Linked DNA regions of Homo sapiens: region 1 is linked to region 2. A link is a loop called in an ENCODE intact Hi-C map of the cell type or tissue named here. Cell type or tissue: PC-9. All regions are shown on one strand. Each heading gives the region's core, and the rest is flanking DNA. Links, peaks and the distances in the headings are about the cores only.

Region 1 (9,116 bases), core at 1-8,000, 130 kb after region 2:
CCGAGTCCTTGTACCAGAGCAAGGTGAGTGGGCTGAAAGCCTAGCCAGTTTCCCTGAAATGGCTTGTCTTGCTATCCTGTGTTATCTCATGTATGTGTGCCTGTGCCATGCTGAGTTCTGCCTACATTTAACAAACGCTATCTACCATCTTTAGTATGAAGAGCTGCAGATCACTGCTGGCAGACATGGGGATAGTGTGAGAAATTCAAAGATAGAAATTTCTGAGCTGAATCGTGTGATCCAGAGACTTAGATCTGAAATCGACAATGTCAAGAAGCAGGTATGTGCTTTCTCCTTCTACCACTCAGCTGTATGGAATGGGGGTAACCCTCAGGTAAAGGGCGAGTGCTTTCCTAGTTTTGAATCTTGCAATTCATCCCAAGGCTACATTATTATCCCTGGTTCCTTTTGTGACTATGCTAGTTTCCAGAATGCAGCCATCATGCTGGGTTCTCTTTAGGGAAATCTGTGAGAATGGCCTAGTAGAGAAAGATGGGATGGTCAATGTGAGTGATCTAGCCTATGACCCAAAGTGGACTTAAGAGTTGGGGAGTGAGAGGAAGGGCAGCCAGGAGGTTTTAGAGTAGGTGTTTAGAAGAATGTCAAGTCTGTAAGGGTTGTAGGAGCCTTGACTCAGGGCCAAGAGAGGCTGTTGAGTTATCCCTAAGGTCTTTTAAGGAAGTCAACATGGTGATGTGTTATCTGGAGGTGGGTGTGAGATGACTTAAGGCCAAGTGGTTCTGTTGGACTCATTATTGGCCTCACTGGAGTGGGGAGACCAATTGGGATGAGGAGGCCTAGTGGGGAATGCATATTATGAGAGGGTGTCATATTCTTTTTCAGATCTCCAACTTGCAGCAGTCCATCAGTGATGCAGAGCAGCGTGGCGAGAATGCCCTCAAGGATGCCAAGAACAAGCTGAATGACCTGGAGGATGCCCTGCAGCAGGCCAAGGAAGACCTGGCCCGCCTGCTGCGCGACTACCAGGAGCTGATGAACACAAAGCTGGCCCTGGATCTGGAGATTGCCACCTACAGGACCCTCCTGGAGGGAGAAGAAAGCAGGTGAGGAAGGGACGCTGGGAGTCGAACCTCTTCTCATGGTCTTCCTTCCTTGCAAGCTGATTGTTGTTGAAGATGCAGCCATCTGATTGCAGCTTGTGCTGGGTATGGGGAAATGAAAAGTACACGGAGCAGGAGGAAGGACCTAGTTTTACTTTGGGAGCTGGAGTCCCAAGCTGTTTATTTTTTTCTTCTAGGGCTGTAACATATCTAGAAAGAGCTTTGAGGTGGAGCAAATTATTCTTTATCTGGGCTGCCTCAGATGGCAGCTGGCCTAAAGTCGGCATCTTTAGAGGGGGCCTTCATTGGCTGCAAGGCTCTTGTCTCGTTTATATGGGAATTTCTCCGTGTTTGTACTCTTGCTGAGAAAAAATGACAGGTCTGGGAGGCCAGAGGGGATTGGATTAAGTTTCAGATTAAGTGCATTGGAGAAGACCCAGATGGGGAAAGTCTTCAAGGTGGTGGAGCGGGGAATGGGGAAGCGGTTTGGGAAGCTGGAGTGTCCTGAGGAATTTTCTTATTTTCTCCTACAGGATGTCTGGAGAATGTGCCCCGAACGTGAGTGTGTGTAAGTACAAGTCGATTTCTCAGGGGCATGTGCAGGCTTTGTTGGGCTGGAAACGGAGTTGAGGTTGAAAATAACTGAGCTTCCTCTTGCAGCTGTGAGCACAAGCCACACCACCATCAGTGGAGGTGGCAGCCGAGGAGGTGGCGGCGGTGGCTACGGCTCTGGAGGTAGCAGCTATGGCTCCGGAGGTGGTAGCTATGGTTCTGGAGGTGGCGGCGGCGGCGGCCGTGGCAGCTATGGCTCCGGAGGTAGCAGCTACGGCTCCGGAGGTGGCAGCTATGGCTCTGGAGGTGGCGGCGGCGGCCATGGCAGCTACGGCTCCGGAAGCAGCAGTGGGGGCTACAGAGGTGGCTCTGGAGGCGGCGGCGGCGGCAGCTCTGGCGGCCGGGGCTCTGGCGGCGGGAGCTCTGGAGGCTCCATAGGAGGCCGGGGATCCAGCTCTGGGGGTGTCAAGTCCTCTGGTGGCAGTTCCAGCGTGAAGTTTGTTTCTACCACTTATTCCGGAGTAACCAGATAAAGAGATGCCCTCTGTTTCATTAGCTCTAGTTCTCCCCCAGCATCACTAACAAATATGCTTGGCAAGACCGAGGTCGATTTGTCCCAGCCTTACCGGAGAAAAGAGCTATGGTTAGTTACACTAGCTCATCCTATTCCCCCAGCTCTTTCTTTTCTGCTGTTTCCCAATGAAGTTTTCAGATCAGTGGCAATCTCAGTCCCCTGGCTATGACCCTGCTTTGTTCTTTCCCTGAGAAACAGTTCAGCAGTGACCACCACCCACATGACATTTCAAAGCACCTCCTTAAGCCAGCCAGAGTAGGACCAGTTAGACCCAGGGTGTGGACAGCTCCTTAGCATCTTATCTCTGTGCTGTTTTGGTTTTGTACATAAGGTGTAAGCAAGTTGTTTTTCTTTTGTGGAGAGGTCTTAAACTCCCCATTTCCTTGTTTTGCTGCAATAAACTGCATTTGAAATTCTCCATGTCTCGATCGCCCTTGTTTACGGCACTGTCTAACCTGGATGGGTGTTTTGTGAGGTAAAAGAAGACACTAGAGCCACATGGCATATGGGAAAGTCATGCACACAAACATGAGAAAAATGCAGAGGCCAACCAGGCAACATTTCACCAGACTGGAATCACAGAGAGAGCAAGCACTTTCCCAGATGGTGGGGATGTCATGGAGAAATGGAGAGACCGGGTGACAGGTTTTGTTCATTTGAGAAGGCTTTCTTGAAAAGGGCAGTGAGCAAGCAGGTTGGGAGGAAGAGGTGTGGCATTGAGAAGAAGGGAAAGTATTGCATGAAAAAGTAATTCTTCACGTGGAACAGCCAGTAAGGAGGGGCATGAGTAATATAGGGTCAGCAGTTACTGGAGCCAGAATACAGACTTTGGCCTGGGGAGTTCAAGAACTAAGAGTGGTAATAGAGAGTTGGATATTCCATTTCCCTTCTCTTTTTGTGCCACCACCCAAAGCTCTGCATAATCTAAGAAGTTCCCTTGTTGACACATAGCTCATACTTGTGAAGTTGTACAACAGGATAGCATAGTGGCCAGAAGCATGGACAGTTGAACTCAGATATGCTTGGGTTTGAATCTTACCATCACCATTTACTAGTTCTGTAATACAGTGCAAGTTACAGACATCTCTGCACCTCAGTTTTAGTATGTCTAAATTGGGGATGATAATGCCTTCCTTGTGGGAATAGTGTGAGGATTGAATAAGATGAATACACAGGGCTGAGCACACAGCAAGCACTAAATAAGTGCCAGTTTTAATGATAATGGTGATGATGATGATGATGATGATGATGACGTAACATTGCTTGTGGGACTCCATACAGCTCAGTAGATGCTTGCTCAAAGAAGCAAGTTACCAAAATTTTTGTAATGGTTCTCTGAACGTGAAAAAAGCAGTCAACTTCTCTGAGGATCAATTTCCTTAGTTTCCAATTAGGAAAAGTCTTCTTAGCTCCAGAGTCCCACAGGGCTAATGGAATAAGGAGAGGATAGATCACACATGTATTATGCAAACACAACTCAGGTGAGCTCTATTCTTCCTTCTCAGTTATCCCTTCTGTAGGGACCCCAGTGTCCCCTGCTGTCTTTCTGTGTCCTGACCGGGAAACACAGTGTGCCTTGTCTACTCCATCACTTGGCCAGCTGCATGCTTTCCTTTGCAGGCTTGAAGCAAAGCTGGGTCTCGGGCATTCTCAGGCACTGACAAAGCTGTTTAGTTGTTGCTGGGAAACACTGGGAAATAGCCCTTTTGTTAAACACACAGAAACTAGCCTTCGCCCTGAGCCAAATTCCTTAAACTCGTCTATGAAATTCCATAACCTGACTCCTTAACTGCAGACATACCCAGCTAGAACATCCCTCATGTCCCTGTCCACCGTGAGAATGCTGCACTTCACTCTGAACCTTTAGTCCTCCTTTTAAATACTGCACACTGATCACCCTGGTGTTTAGTGCTTTGTTTTTTGGAATCCCACCTGGCTCCATTTTGGGATGGTTCCGGGCACTTCCCTATGGAAATTCCCCTGCTGTCACTGTCAGAGTGAGTCCAGCAGTGGGTTTAGCTGGATGAAACACCACCATGTCCATTTCCATTCAGACTAATGTCAGAATTTGAAAGGCACTATGGTAGAGTAGAAAGAACAAGGAACTGTACTATTTAAAGGGCAGGCAAAGAAAAGGCATCTATAGCTTATAAGATGTGTGGATCTTTGGATGTGACTTGGCCATCCTGAGCCTAAGTTGTCTTGTAGGAGAAATGGGAATGAGAATATTTTCCTCTAGACATCAAGAGGAAAAGAAATATAACGTGAAAACCTTTGTGAATTGTGAATGTGTTATACAGAGTAGCTAAAAGAATTAAAAAGGGAGTGACAAAAAAGTAAAAGGCAGCTGGCTGCTCAGGGCCTCCATGGAGGGAAGTACCTTGATATGGTCACTGTGGCTCAGTGACAGCTCTGCAGGGACAGGAAATTGATTTGTTAGTGCACCCAAAGTTGAATCTGCTCCTGAGTACTGATTTATGGGAACCAAACACACAAGAGATGAAGGATGTGTCAACCAGAATGTCCAGCATTAGCTTGTGGGGAAACACATACTTCCAGTGACTGAAATACCATCCTGTTATCAAGAGATCTGGGAAACTAAAGTACTGACAAGAGCTGGCTTGATCTGTGGATTTAGAACAATGAGAGTTAGGTGGCCTTGAGGGAGATGATTCACTCTCCTTCACAGAAGAGCTGACCTCTGGGGTCAACAGATATAGCACCTCTTTCCCAGGGACGCTACTGAATGAACAGTGATGTGTTCTTATACTCTGGCCCAGATTTTCTACATACTTTCTTAGGTTACAACTTTATTTAGTCACATTTCAGTACTGGGGATACTCCTGTTTATCTTCTTTGGACTCGAGTTTTTATGGGAAGGTCATGAAACAGAGAAAAATACAATTTGCAGGGAAACTTACCAAGGCTTGTAAGGTTACAAGGATTAAATGAAAACCCTGTGTAAGTCAGTATATAGTGAAGAAGTAAATTGAGTTAGACCAAACGCCAAAATGCATCCACATTAGAAAGACGATAAAGGAAGACTCTGGATTCAGTTCTGTTCAAAAAACATTTTCTGCACAAATACTATGTATGAGGAACTGGGCGTTGGGGAGATGATGATGAGTGAGACATGGTTCTTGCTTTCAGAGAGCCTAGAGACCTGGGTGGTAGCAATGGTAGAGATACATCCAAGACACAGAAATAGATATACAGGAACACAGATGATTGAAAGTGATGCTTGGCAGGGCTTTAAAGAATGAATCAGAGTTTTTCAGGCAGACGAGGATCTTCAAGGCAGAGGGAATCATATAGATAAGGACATAGAAGAGTGAAATTTCATGAAGTAGTTAAGCATCTGAAGAAGCATGGAATTAGTGACAAGAAATGATGCGGAAAAGATATCCAGATCCAATCAAGAAGGGCCTTGTTGGCATTCTATGGAGTCTGGACTTTGGCTTCTGGGTCACAAGTTCTCAGATGGGGTTTTCATATCTATTATTAGACCTACTATGTACTGGTCCAGTGGAAGGGAAAGGGGTTGTCTTACTGCTAGTGGAGTAGGAATTGGGTATGGACCACAGCTTGTCTTGTTTCCAAGTATTCCCTAAGAAATCTGGTCTGCTGATGGGAGATCTATTTATGGAAATGTCTTTTTCCCTCAGGAATTTTATGTCAGAAACAGCTGTCATAGGTGAGGAGGAACTGGTAAAAGTACTTAATAGGAGAGTGTCATGGTCAGATTGGTGTTTTGGAAAAGTCAGCCAGGGCAGATTGGAGAGGTCCATATTGGAGGCAGGAAGACTTAAGAGACTATTGCAAAGGTGAAGACAAAAGACGATAGGGACTTGCACTTTAATTCCAGCCCTTAGAAGTAGTAGAAGGTCAGAAATGAGAATATGCATTACAGAGATAGTTAGTTGCTATATCATTAGGACTTGGTGATAGATTGGATGAGGATGCGGTTGGGTGAGGCAAAGAGGAGAGTCCACATTCCTGGTCTGGGTAGTAACAAAGAATCTAGCAAGAGGGCTTGTGGGGAAAGATGCTGAGTTACGTAGCAAGTGCATCTGCTTTATCCTTGTAATGAATGGGGCTAAAGGTGTAAACCAAAGAGTCATCAGCATTTGGAGGGTAGAATAAATCATCAGATAACTCAGGAAGAAGGAGCAGAAGAATTACTGATACTCCCTGGAAGGAAAACCGGAAGTAAATGGGAGAAACTTGCTCAAGTGGACAAAGTTTAACAGACATGAAGCTGGTCAGAATTCCTCAGAGGCCATCCACCAAAGCTACTGAGATCCCCAGATCTACTGGTGACCTCCCCGAACCTTAGATTGTACTCTTCCATCCCTAGGTGGTCTAGTGTGTGTTTGATGCTTGGTGCTTATCCTGGTAACAATACTCAGCAGGAGGGCAATCTACAAGGGCGAACGTGGGGTTAAAGTTCTCCTGTCCCCTGCCATGAGTTCCCTTTCTCTGTGGCAACCACTCCCCTCAGTTTCTTGGGTGTCCTTCAAAAGGTATGTATGAACATTCAGGCAAAAATATACATATATGTTAATTCTCTTTTCCAGATGTCTTGCTACTCTGGCCTTCCCACTGCAGTCGACTTGATCATCTTCACCCAGATGGGATTTGAATTGCATATTCTTCAGCAGATAGGCCTTTTGGAATCTGACTGTGGCTTCTGTCCATACATTACAACCTGTGACCCAATTCCTGGATTTTTCTTTTTTTTTTTTTTGGAGACAAAGTCTCGCTCTCGTCACCCAGGCTGGAGTGCAATGGCGCGATCTCAGCTCACTGCAACCTCCGCCTCCTGGGTTCAAGTGATTCTCCTGCCTGAGCCTTCCAAGTAGCTGGGACTACAGGCACCCGCCACAATGCCTGGCTAATTTTTGTATTTTTAGTAGAGGCAGGGTTTCACCATGTTGGCTAGGCTAGTCATGAACTCCTGACCTCAGGTGATCCACCCACCTCAGCCTTTCAAAGTGCTAGGATTACAGGGGTGAGCCACCACACCCTACCAATTCCCGCATTTTGTCCTTACTTTAAGATACCTGCAGGCACCTCTTCTCCCTGGGTCTAGATCCATGTGCCTCCCCCATAGCAGCACAGTTAGAAGGACAGAATGTCACCTTCAGCAGGTTGGTCAATGGGGCTCCCTCTGCACCATGCTTCTTTGTTGAATGGCCACAACATTGCAGCCATCAATTCAGTGGCCAGCCAGTCTTCCTTCCACAACTGATCAATTTTTTTTTTCTTTTTTCAATAACTGTGTGGCTCTTACACAGCCACATCTCTAACACAGCTTGGGGATTCATCTAATTCTAGAGAAGAACAGACTTCCCACCTTTTCCCATTCCCACACACTAACTGCCTTCTCTCCAACAACTCCAGGCCTAAGACAACCACTGAAGGTCTGTGGAGAACAGCTGAATCCAGCAATTCTCCCTGGACCCCTTGCCTCTCAGATCCTAATCCTAGCTCAGCTCAACTCTGCTATCCCAACTCCTCCCCATGGGTAGTCTTCACTGGCCTCAGGGGCTGTTCTGTTCTCTAGCACTTTGGGAGAGAGAATTCCAAATGATGGTCTTGAGCTGGAGCCTGTAGCATTCTTGGAATTTTAGGAAGTCCAGGAAAGACTTCATTGGAATGGGGACCTTCTGTTTGTCCCTTGGAGGGACCATGAGGAAGTCTCACACAACTGCCCAGTTCTATCAAAAACTGGTGTGAAAATTTTAACAGGGACTTTATGGATATTGATAAAACTTTCTTTTGAAAAGAATATTCTTTATTTAAATTGCAGTTCTAAAGGTATCAGTCTCATGTCTCTTGTCTTATAGCAAAAATTAAAGTAACACCCTTTACTGTTAGGAAGAGAAAGAAAGGCATAGTTATATTGTGATAACACAGAATTTTAAAAAATCCCCACTGTAGTATAAAGGAGACAGAAAAGGAAAAAAAAGGTATAATATCATACTATATTTCAACCTGTAAGATCTTAGGTGGAACTGCAATGGAAGACATAATGAAGCAGTCAGATATTTGTGCCTATAGGTAAAATCACCATGCATTAAACCAGTTACAAATGCAAGTGGATGTAGGACGTCTATGGGCAACTTTAAAACTCTGGTAGTTTTGCTAATGATGACACAATTTCCCAAAAAGGTAAAAAACAAAACAAAACAAAAAAACAAAAAACAAACAAAAACTCTTATAAGCTTCTGATGAAAAGAAATATGATCTTCTCTCTATTTATACAGTAGTTGTATTTTTCAACCACTCAGTGTATCTGAAAACTGTGCTGAAACTCTGCATCTCTATGTGATACACAGTTGGGTTCTGGGTTCAACCATTATACGTTATGGCGCACTCGAAAGCTGGGCAGGAGGCCTAGCATAATTTGGATTCTGGTAATTACATGCCAGTAACAGCTCCCCATGTCACAGTGACAAGCAAAAAAAATGCATCCACAGATTTCTAAAAGATCTCTAGACAATATTGCTGCTTTAGGACATTTTTGTGGCTGGGGACATTTTTAGAGCATCCAGGGAGAATAGGCACCTATTTTCAACTGTACTTGTTTGTATATGTGTTTGTGTGTGTGTGTGCGTGTGTGTGTGTGTTGTGGGGAAGCGTTGTGGAAAGCATATATTTCCACCTGAGAGTAGATTATATGGACCCCTGAATTGTGTAACTAATTCTCCATTAATTTCAGTTTTATTTGCCATTAAAGTAACTTATTCTCTCTCTCCTTTTTTTTTTTTTTAAAGAGAGGAGGTCATCAATAACAGAACCCAGGGACCATTATGCCTAAAGATTAGACAATGAAAGGGCAATCAGTTGAGTCCAAAGGAGCCATCATTGAGGATGAGAGAAGTGAGGGAGCATGTTGTCTTGGAAACCAAGAGGCCAGCCCATTT
Region 2 (10,788 bases), core at 1,419-9,418:
GGCTCTGTCCTTCATCAGCCTGGCCCTAATATCCCCATTGTCTTAGGGCTCATTGAGCCCCATGTGTCAGAACAGGAAGTCTCTGCAGCTGCATTTGGTGGCTTTGGCTTCTTCCAAGGGCTGCACTCCTCCCCTGGCAAAATGCAGATGGGCTCTTTTTTTTTTTTTTTTTTGAGTTTCTGGGAGTGGTGAGGAGGAGTTAAAGGTTGGAACTAGGGGTGGAGCTTCTCAGGTTCACCCACCAGGAGGCTGCAGGTTGTGTTGGGCCTCACAGAGAGGCAAGGGGCAGGTTAAAGCATTTCTCATGCCCCCTGAGTGTGGGAGCAGCCAGCCTGAGCAGCCCTCCGTGCCTCTCAGCATCTCTTTGGTTGAACTCAGTGATTTACACTGCAAGGTCAGGCCGTAGATTATACGCGTGTATGTGCATCTTAGAATAAATGTGTTTGTATTCATAGGCACATGGCTATGTGAGTGTGTCAGCGTTTCTTATTTATATAAAAAGTCTCTTAGGTCGGGCACGGTGGCTCACACCTGTAATCCCAGCATTTTGGGAGGCCAAGGGGGGCGGATCATGAGGTCAACAGATCGAGACCATCCTGGCCAACATGGTGAAATCTCGTCTCTATTAAAAATACAAAAATTAGCCTGGTGTGGTGGCAGGCGCCTATAATCCCAGCTACTCGGGAGGCTGAGGCAGGAGAATCCCTTGAACCCAGGAAGCAGAGGTTGCAGTGAGCCGAGATCACACCACTGCACTCCAGCCTGGCGACAGAGTGAGACTCTGTCTCAAAAAAAAGTCTTCTATTTTACATAAAAAGGAAAAGCCCTCATGTTGGTCTCTGTTTCTAGAACAGTCCAGGAGAGTGGATCCTGGCCTTGATTCATATGTTTGAAACTGGCTGGCTAGTCAGAGGGGATTATTTGGGGTAAATATACTGCTGAGATAATAGACACCACCCTTCTCTCTGATCCTTCGAATTGGATTCTGGCCAGCTCCTAGTGCTTAGGAAACAGGGAGACATGGCTTGCATTATTTACCCCGTTGGAGGCCCCATGCTCTCCCTTTTCTTTTAAATCCTTTACCTCTAAGTATACGGAAATCACTTTTCACATCTGAAGAGCCCAACTGCAGGTTGGCAAATCTCTAACTTGGTTTATTTGGCTCATCTGCCCTGACTCCATTCCCCAAGATCTTGGCTCCCAGCCCTGGCTGCAGCCCCACCATCACTTTGGCTCAGGCACCTGTCAACTCCTGAACAACTGCTATGTTTGCATAGATCCCTCCCACCTCACCAAGACCCTCCGCTCTGGGTTCAGCCCTCTCAGTTCCAGAAAGTTCTCACCAATACTTCTGAAGTCTCCCTACCTCGTTGCTAGTAAACCCAGAAGGTTATAGCAAAGAGGGGCTTATTTCATGTCCCACTGTGGGGTTTTGTTTTAACTTGCTGACGGGGCCCAGGCTTTGTGTTCTAAGACCAGAGGACCTCAGAATAAGGCATGGCTGCTCCCATGTCTTGGGTGGATGTTCAGGGTTTAGTGAGACAGCTACGTGGGGAAATAGTTGAGGGGGCTGTGCCCCCTTTGTGGGCCCTCAGGACATGGTAACAGTGGGCCAACGAGGGACAAAGGGAGGGAGCAGGCTGAAAGGAAAAAAGCCATTTTAGCACCTGTTCCATTTTTTTTCCCGTGTTGATGGTAGGGTCTGAACAGTCATCTCGTTATTCCACTAAGAGGGCTGGGAGTGTAGAGTTGTGGCCATGAAGGGTCTTGGTGGTGGGAGCCCCAGGACTCAGGCTCATTGCTGCCCATGGTTTTCTGGTTTGGCTTTGGGTCAAGGTAGGATTGTTCTGCATCTGCAGTTTTTTTACTTTGAGTGTTGTGGATTTGATCCTTAAAAATTCGAGAAAGTGGGTGAGAAGCTAGATAAGCTGGGAAGACATTTTCTGGAGAAAGTGTTTGGACTGTCATTTGCCATCCACCCATTCATCCATCTACTCATCCATCCGTCCATCCATCCATCCATCCATCCATCCATCTATGATCCATCCATCATCCATCTATTCATCCATCCATCCACCCAGCCATTCACTCATTTACTCAACAAACCACTAGTCTATAAATTATTTATGGGCAGGAACCATGACTTTATTCATCTTGACATTCCAGGGCCACTGTGCTTGCCATATAGTAGCTGTTTAACAAATGTTAATTGAACAATGTTTACCAAGTGCCTAGTTTGTGCTGGGCAATGGGGACCCATTATACAAAGAAGAATTAGACTCTGTTTTCAAGGAGCTTTTAATACAGATGATAATGTCTAGATAAAAGCATGCACATAAAGAACTTGGTAACCAGACAGACAGATGAATGCCTTTGGAAGTTACAAATGAAGGACATGACAGTCCAGAGGGTAGCAAAATTACTTCTAGTCTAGAGTGAGGGGTTGGCAATCACAGGAGGCTTCATGCAGGAGGCGGTATTGAAGTGGGGTCTTGAGGAAGAAGCAGGCCCTAGATGCTAGAGACAGGGCAGGTGCTCTTCTTACAGAGGGCAAGATTCTGATACCTAAGAGGAGTCCTTTCGTCTAGAAGTCTTCTAGGAGTGGCTCCACCCCTTTGGAATATCCTGCTGTTCTGTCTCCCTTAGGCCTCCTCATACTGGATTTTGGTCACACTCCTTTTTCTGTGTCGTGTCCTGTGAAGCTGCAGCATTTCTCCCATCGGGCTGGTAGCTCCTTCTCCTGTGAATCCACCACCCAAGAGCACGGCAGGGGCAGTTGCTTCAGTTCGAGAAGCATTGTTGAGCACCTACATTGTGTCAGACTCTGTGTAGGGCCATGAGGATATAAAGCTTATTGCAGCGTGGTCCTCACCCTTGAGAAGGGCAGAGTTTAATGTGAAAATGGTGAGTGAGTGTGGGGAGTGTAGACACATTAAATACACATTTTCCATACTTTCAGGAAAATGTTAAAAGCAATGGTGTATGCAAGCACTGAGACTCTGGAAGCCTAAGGGAGAATCATTTGCTTTTGCCAGGGATTCAAGGAAGTCTCCCTGGAGGAGGTGACAGCTGTGAAGTCAGCCATGTAAAAGGGGTGTGGACCTGGAGCTTGCAAGAGGGGTGCAGGGGAACAGGGTGCTCTAGGCAGCAAGAATTGCAGAGTAAAGACAGGGAAGTGTGGCTCAGTGCAGTACCAAACCAAAAGCAGCTTAGCATCACTCAAGACAGGGCAGGGAGTGGTGGGAGAGGACGCTAGAGAGCAAGGTTGAGGCCAGGATGTGGAGGGCATGGGTTGGCCCATTGTCCAATTTGTTTGGGGTTTGGGCTTTATGTTCTAAGACTAGACAAGCTCAGAACAAGGCGTGTCTGAGAGATTAAGCTCAGAAATGGATGAGGAGATAGCTCTGGGCCACCTGCTCTCAGGGTGTGGCCTGGAGGCCCATGATGTGCTTTGAATTGCAGTCTGGGAACCACCACTCTGCACCTCCCTCCCCTGCCACGCAGCTGTAATGCTAAGCCTTGCCATGGCCATGCCTCCTTTCCCACTCTTGTTTCCTATGAGGGTATGTTTCCAGGAATGAAGAGGTTTGCTGTCATTCCTTTGTCTCTTGGCAGAATTGTCTCTCACCCCACACGCTGGCATCCATTCCTTTGATATTTATTGAGCATCTTTCATATGCTAGGGGCTATAAATTGCTATTTTAAAAATCCCCTTGGGTTACTTACAGTGTCCCCTGGTCCCCTTATTTTCACCATGATTGTACCCTTTGCTTTATGTCTAACTGGATCCCCTCAAATTCCTCAGTGGAGAGAGATCCATGCTTTTCAAATCATTGCATTGAGAAATAAATGTATTTTTCCTCTTAAATGCCTTTCCCAGGTTAAATGACCACTTAATGACTTTTTTCACCTCCCCTTCTATCTTTTTTTTTTTTTTTTTGGAGACAGACTCTCGCACTGTCACCCAGACTGGAGTGCAGTGGCGCAATCTCGGCTCACTGCCATCTCTGCCTCCTGGATTCAGCCATTCTCCTGCCTCAGCCTCTGGAGTAGCTGGGACTACAGGTGCCCGCCACCACTCCTGGCTAATTTTTTGTATTTTTAGTGGAGATGGGGTTTCATCGTGTTAGCCAGAATGGTCTCAGTCTCCTGACCTCGTGATCCGCCCGCCTCGGCCTCCCAAAGTCCTGGGATTACAGGCCTGAGCCACCACGCCCGGCCTATCTTTTGTTTGAAGACAACTGTTTAATAACTTCCTAAGATCTCTTGGGAATTCTCCAGCGAGGACAAGGTTGTGATTTCTGCTGTGTACAAGCCTCTGGTTTGAGCAGGCATGCCAGCCAGACATGATTCAGCACAAATATAAATGGACAGCTCTTATCCATGCAGAGGAATCTTATGTAAATAGAGGCTTATTCAGGGCAAACCTTTTTTTTTTTTCATTTTTACTGTTATGTTTATTTTCTCTGTAAGTGCTTTGTGAATGCTGTCCCTTCAGTTTATTCTTACAGCAGGACAAGGAAGTGAGTTATTTAAAACTAGGAAGCTGGCTGGCATGGTGGCCCATGTTTATAATCCCAGCACTTTGGGAGGCTGAAGTGGGCGGATTGCTTGAGCCTAGGAGTTCAAGACCAACCTGGGTTACATAGAGAGACTCTGTCTCTACAAAAAAAATAAAAAAAGTGTTAGCTGGGCATGGTGGTGCATGCCAGTGTCCCAGCTACTTGGGAGGCTGAGGTGGGAGGATGGCTTGAGCCTGGGAGGTTGAGGTTGCAGTGAGCTGAGATTGCACCACTGCACTCCAGCCTCAGCAACAGAGTGAGGGGCTCTCTCTCTCTCTCTCAAAACAAAAACAAAAAAACAAAAACAACCCCCTGCCCCCACCACCAACAAACCCATGCCTTACCATTCCTCCTCCCCAGGCAGGATTGATGGAAGTCAAGAGCTAAAGAAGGGAACAGAATCTTAGCTTGCATTGAAAGAAGCACAGTGCCCCCATCACAGACAGGAAGGGGCTTCTTATTAGTTCTGGTGCACATGAAGCCACCTTAAGTATCCTATCTTAGCAAGGCACTGTAGTTTTAAGAGGTCCATTAACATATTAAAGTGGGTGCAGAGAAGATTCCCGGAAACCATCTGTACTGAGGACTGGGAGAAACAACTGGGTCTATCTAACTGGGAGGTTGGTGTCTGTGAATTCCACAGTATTTTCTAATATTGGAAGGGTTGTGATACAGAAACCAGGGGAGTGTGTGTGTTTTACTATGGAAGGCCAGGCAAGAGCAAATTCATCGCAACTCAGTTCCCATCTGCTGAAGGCCTGCCAGGGCCACAGGCTGATGGACACAAAGGCAGGGAAGACAGGTGGTAACAGTGCTCAGTGGGGAATCTCAGCTGGGGGCAGGTGTCCAGCCGTGGAAGGGGCAGGACCTTGAGACCTGAGGCTGAGAGGCCCCAGTTAGGGTTGCTGTTGTGTCAGGACTGCAAGGATTCTGAGAATGCACATGGATGCAAGTGTCTCTCGACTGAGTGAATAATGTGTCTTTTTATGTATATGTATTACCACTTTCAAATGTATATGACTATGAACTGCACTTTTATTTAAAAGTGTTGCTAAATTCATAGTAAAAAATGTATATTCTCAAAGGATACTGGAAGTATGAGTTCTGACATGTGTGAAGGTCAATGTAATTTTTTGTGTGTTAAAAGGGGCCTTCACAAGCAGAGAGGTATGGGTGCCATGCCATGACGGACAGGTGACTGGGCCTCCTGCTGCTGACCACAACTTCACTGATCCTTTAAGAGGAGTTAGGCTCCCATGAAATGGAGTGGAAGGCACGAAAGCTAGATCCTTGAAGACCTTCCTTGGGTCAGGGTGGGGTCTTGCTGGCCTGGGCAAGTTAGGAGATTTGATGAATCGCCTTCCATGGGGATCCTGAAGAGTAGGAGTGGCCAGGTGAATTCTGCCTCGAGGTAGAGGAGTGGACTGGAGAGCCTCCTGGCCGTAGCACCCTATGAGTCTCGATTTTACACATTGCAATCCAGTGACTCACTCTTTTCTCCAGGGAGTAAACACTTAGGGCGCTTAGTTAATAAACTTCAGATAATTCAAGTGTTGGGGATGACTGTAAACCAACTCTGTTTTCTCAAAGTGTTTATTAGGCCCTACAAGTTTAGAGGGATGGGCCCAACCAATAAGAATTTCAACTCACTGATTATCTCCTCCCCTTCCACCACTTCCTTCACTCACAGCTCTGATCAGAATTGACAATCTAGTCCCACGAATGTATTCCCCAATCTTTGTTTTGCTCCCTGTCCTCTCAAAGGTCAAGCCATGTCTTCTCTGCTATCCCAACCCCAAGAGTAAGTATAGATTATGCCCTTCTTCCTTTTTCTTCCACCATCTGCTGGGGAGGTCCCCGACCCAGGACTAGCTGATGACAGCAGTGGTTGTGATGTTGCTTCTCAAAGATTCTTCTCCAAGATAATTCCCTCTAAAGGAATGACAAGCATGGCTCAGAATCAGTGGGCTCTGGCAATGACTAAGATCTCCCCCCATTGGGGCACTAAGTACCCTGAATCACTATGGGTTTAGGAATTCCTAGAGACTCATTGCCCTGGACTCTAGACCCCACACCAGACCAAGCAGCAGCCTCATTTCTGTCTGGCATAAAGGCAGGTCCTCCATCCTGCTCTCTTAGATATTATAAGGAAAAATATGGTCTAATTTTTGTGATATGTTTCCTTTTTTCTTTTTCTTTTGTTGAGAAGGGTCTTGTTCTGTTGTCCAGGCTGGAGTGCCATGGTGCAATCATAGCTCAGTGCAGCCTTGACCTCCCAGGATCAAGTGATCCTCCGACCTTAGCCTCCCAAGCACCTGGGTCTACAGGCACATGACACCACACCCGGCTAATCTTTGTATTTTTTTCATAGAGATGGTGTTTTGCCATGTTTCCAAGGCTGGTCTGAAACTCCTGGGCTCAAGCAATCTGCCCACCTCAGCCTTGCAAAGTATTGGGGTTACAGGCGTGAGCCACCACATTTGGCCTTGTGATATGTTTCTTAAAACACTGGCAGATATTTCATTCATCTAGCTATGTTCCTGTGAGATCTAGAGGGTCAGAGATGATTGATCATCTTTTATGGTTAATGATGCTGAAATGCAGAGAATTTAAATAGCTTTGGTCATGCTTAGTCATGGGGAGGATCTGGTCTAGCCCTGGGTTTGGTTCATTGCCTTTGAGGGAGCAAAGAGGAGAGGAGCCTGTGTGGCCACACTCTAGGCCTGGGCTAACTTCACAGTCCATGGGCAGAACTTGCAGAAAATTAGGGATATAAGTCAGAGATGCTGGAGAGGGGATCCCAGCAATGAACGGGGCAGATTGTGTGACCTCAAATGTCCAGTCAACTTCAACTTGATTCTGTAATTGATTGATTCTTGATTGATTAGTTCTTGATTCTGTGATTCTACATTTTTTTCCCCTGAGGAGGTGACACTCATTTTGCATGTAAATTTTTCTAAATCTGAACACCAAATTTGAGAAGTCTGGATTCCTCACATTGAAATAATCTCAATTAGCTTGTGCTACCTCATGCAATGGGAGTTGAACTAGCTTTCAACCAGTTTTATCTGGTTGTAATCCAGTATAAGGGCTTAACCATTAGTCATTAATAATTAATTGATGGACTAATTCATTTTTTCAACAAACCAAACTTTATGGCACTTACTATTGGCAAAGCACTGTGCTTTGGTTCAAGGCACCCAGTATATTAACAAGACTGGAAACTCCTGGAGAGCTTATGGTTTTATCCTGGGGAGGAGCTAGGATGTTGCACAGCCTGGCAGGTAACACATGGGAGAGATAAGGATAAAATGGAAGAACCAGGCCACTGAAGAAAATTGTACTTCCTTTGCACTTGGGCCACTCCCAGCCCTACCCAGTGGGTGTTGAAGAAGTCTCTATCCTTTCCCCCAATTCTAAGGAGGCTCCTGCCAGGGCCATACAGACCACACCCTTAGAAGGGCCCAATGTGCAGCAGACAGAACAAAAAAGGCCTGTCCTGGAGAGATAAGCAGCTAACTTGGCCAGCTCCAGAGTGTGCAGGATGGCTTTCTTTTGGACAAACCAAGCCCAGTCATAAGCCTCTGAACAACCCCAGACAGGGAGAGTTTCAGGCTTTCGGAGTCAGACATATTCCATAGTGCTGCCGGCTCTGCCAGATCTGGCTTTCTGGGGTTTGTGAGGGGGCATGGGCGACTCTCAGGAGCACATCTCTCAAACAGAAAATGGTCCCACAGGGGCCCTGTGTGTCTTGTCCATGACTGGGTCTCCAGAGTTTTGCAAAGGGCCTGGCACACATTTGGCAGTCTGTAAATATTTGCTGAATTTGTTGTTGACTTGACATTTGAATTTCTTGTTCCCTAGGCCTTAAGCTAAAACCAGAGAAAGGCCAAAATGTGGGGAGCAAGAAAGGAAGCCATAGATAAACCCCAAGATGTGTAATAGTGTATAATTTCTCTGGGAAGTTTTAAAGAGAAACAAACATTAGGCATGTTGGATTTTGCCAGTGTCTGCTCAACATACATAGGTGTTAACTTGACTTTTTCTCCAAAGATAGTCATAAACCAAAAGGTCACTACCTCCTGAACTAAAGCTTGGGGTACAGGGAGAACCCAGGAGGCAGATTTGTGATAGTTCTGGGCTTTTTTCCAAGAAGGGAGAAGGAGAGGTCAGCGCTTCATCCCAAAGGCCAGCGTAGAGCTGGGCACATACTGTGCACTCAGTCATTGTGGAGAGACCTGCATCACTCCTTCCATTAAGATACTTTCCCAGAGCTGTGAGTGGGCTCCACTGTCTCCACTACTCAGAGAAGCAGAACCTCCCCACACCTCCTCCACTCTATCCTCTCCAGAGCTGGGCACCGCTCTGCAGGGCCCAGGTGCAGCTAATAGGCAGAGGGATGGCTGCTGAGCACCTGATGCAGGTGAGCGTGCCTCCTGGGTCCTGTCAGACAGAGCTAGGAGGAGGCCATGCCCAAACATGGGGCAACACCAGGCACCACCCCCTCACCAGGTAAGCCTGCCACCTTAGCACTTTTACCATTTCAGCTTATTTTCAAGGTGTGTTTGGTAGCCTGGAACAAACTTATTGCCTTGGAGGCAAACCCAGCCCATGAATATTTGGGATTAATTATCTCTCCTTCGTTTGAGCCCAACAACCTCCTCAAATGTATATAAAGGGATTTATTTTGCACAGGTCTTCATTTCCCATCCCTCTTCCTCTGACTCTCAGTGTCCCTGCTTAACTTACACTCTTCTCTTCGCCAAGCTCCTTACCATGAGCAGACAAGCCAGCAAGACATCTGGTGGCGGGAGCCAGGGTTTCTCCGGCCGCTCTGCTGTGGTCTCCGGCAGCAGCAGGATGAGCTGTGTGGCCCACTCTGGGGGAGCTGGCGGAGGGGCCTATGGCTTCCGGAGCGGAGCAGGTGGCTTTGGCAGTCGCAGCCTCTACAACCTGGGCGGCAACAAGAGCATCTCCATCAGCGTGGCAGCTGGCGGCTCCCGGGCTGGAGGCTTTGGGGGAGGGCGGAGCAGCTGTGCCTTTGCAGGTGGCTATGGAGGTGGCTTTGGGAGCGGCTATGGAGGTGGCTTTGGTGGTGGCTTTGGTGGTGGCAGAGGAATGGGAGGTGGCTTTGGTGGAGCTGGTGGCTTTGGAGGGGCTGGTGGCTTTGGAGGGGCTGGTGGCTTTGGTGGTCCTGGTGGCTTTGGTGGGTCTGGTGGCTTTGGTGGGCCTGGCAGCTTGGGCAGTCCTGGTGGCTTTGGCCCTGGGGGCTTTCCTGGGGGAATTCAGGAAGTGACTATCAACCAGAGTCTCCTGCAGCCCCTCAATGTGGAGATCGACCCCCAGATTGGGCAAGTAAAGGCCCAGGAGCGGGAACAGATCAAGACCCTCAACAACAAGTTTGCCTCCTTCATTGACAAGGTAATGAAGCTTTGACTGGTCATCCCTTCCTGGGCTGGGGACTTTGAATTTGACCTTTGGGACACAGTGTTTAAATGTTTCTTGGATAGGCCAGACTGGAGGGTGAGGAGTTAGGTGGAACTCTAGGGTCTGGGAAGATATCCAGGGTTGAGGAGTTTGTCTACATGGTCAAGTGAGGGGAGGTGTAGAAAGAAAACAGTCCCCTATTTGGACCTGAGCACCACACATCCTGTTTGTGGGAACCCCTGCTGAAGTTTCCAGTCATTGCCTCATTGAGGCCCAGGCTGGCAGGGCAGGCAGCCCAAGGCAAGGGCCACAGCCACCATCAGCGAAGGGTCCACCAAGAATGGGAGGCTTTTCAAATACAAGCTGCCCTCTGAGGCTTTCCAGGAAGCCCTTTCCCCCTCATATTGCTGTGCCAGGCAGAGGAGGCTGATTACCTGGAGCAGGGATTAAGAGCATAAGAACCTTAGTTAGTCCCAAGGGAGCGCAGAGAAATGAGTGACTTTGCACTCCTACTCAGCCTAGTCAGGAAGACAAGAGTGCTCGGTGAGCTTCTCCAGACCAGGACAGTTCTCATGGGGCTGCCTCCCCTCCAGGCCCAAGAGAGGTGTTGTCATGCTAACTGTGGCATGCCAGCCAGTGTTGCTTCCCAGCTTCCCAGCATCACTTCACTGTTTTTGAAGAGCTAGCATGTCAGTAGAGTCGTGGGTGGAAATGGTGCTGCTGAGGTTTATGTGCATTTTTGTAGAGTGTACTGTGGTTTTGGAAGTTAAGATAGGGTCATGAAGTTCCCAGGAACAAC

The links. A loop is a pair of places that touch in the nucleus more often than their neighbours do. Peaks named below come from ENCODE experiments on the same cell type or tissue, not always from the same donor. Only the 100,000 strongest peaks of a DNase experiment are listed, where the experiment ranks them.
Region 1: a loop joins it to region 2, with 14 times the contacts of the local background. A loop is called at or near these places in 2 of 110 quality-filtered maps.

What each region holds. Positions count from the first base shown.
Region 1 is chr12:52,668,223-52,677,338 of GRCh38, reverse strand. KRT1 (keratin 1) reads left to right here. Exons shown (of 9, transcript NM_006121.4): 5 at 1-23; 6 at 155-280; 7 at 844-1,064; 8 at 1,595-1,629; 9 at 1,722-2,603. The coding sequence ends at 2,146. Among named protein-coding and RNA genes, the nearest start is that of KRT1, 7.6 kb to the left of the region's middle. RefSeq lists an enhancer at 1,939-2,439. In PC-9, for the core only: no CTCF peak of the experiment used is centred there; DNase peaks (open chromatin) are centred at 3,868, 4,778 and 6,148; H3K27ac peaks cover 2,533 bases.
Region 2 is chr12:52,794,593-52,805,380 of GRCh38, reverse strand. KRT3 (keratin 3) reads left to right here and starts at 9,264. Exons shown (of 9, transcript NM_057088.3): 1 at 9,264-9,983. The coding sequence starts at 9,339. In PC-9, for the core only: no CTCF peak of the experiment used is centred there; DNase peaks (open chromatin) are centred at 4,390 and 6,040; H3K27ac peaks cover 4,327 bases.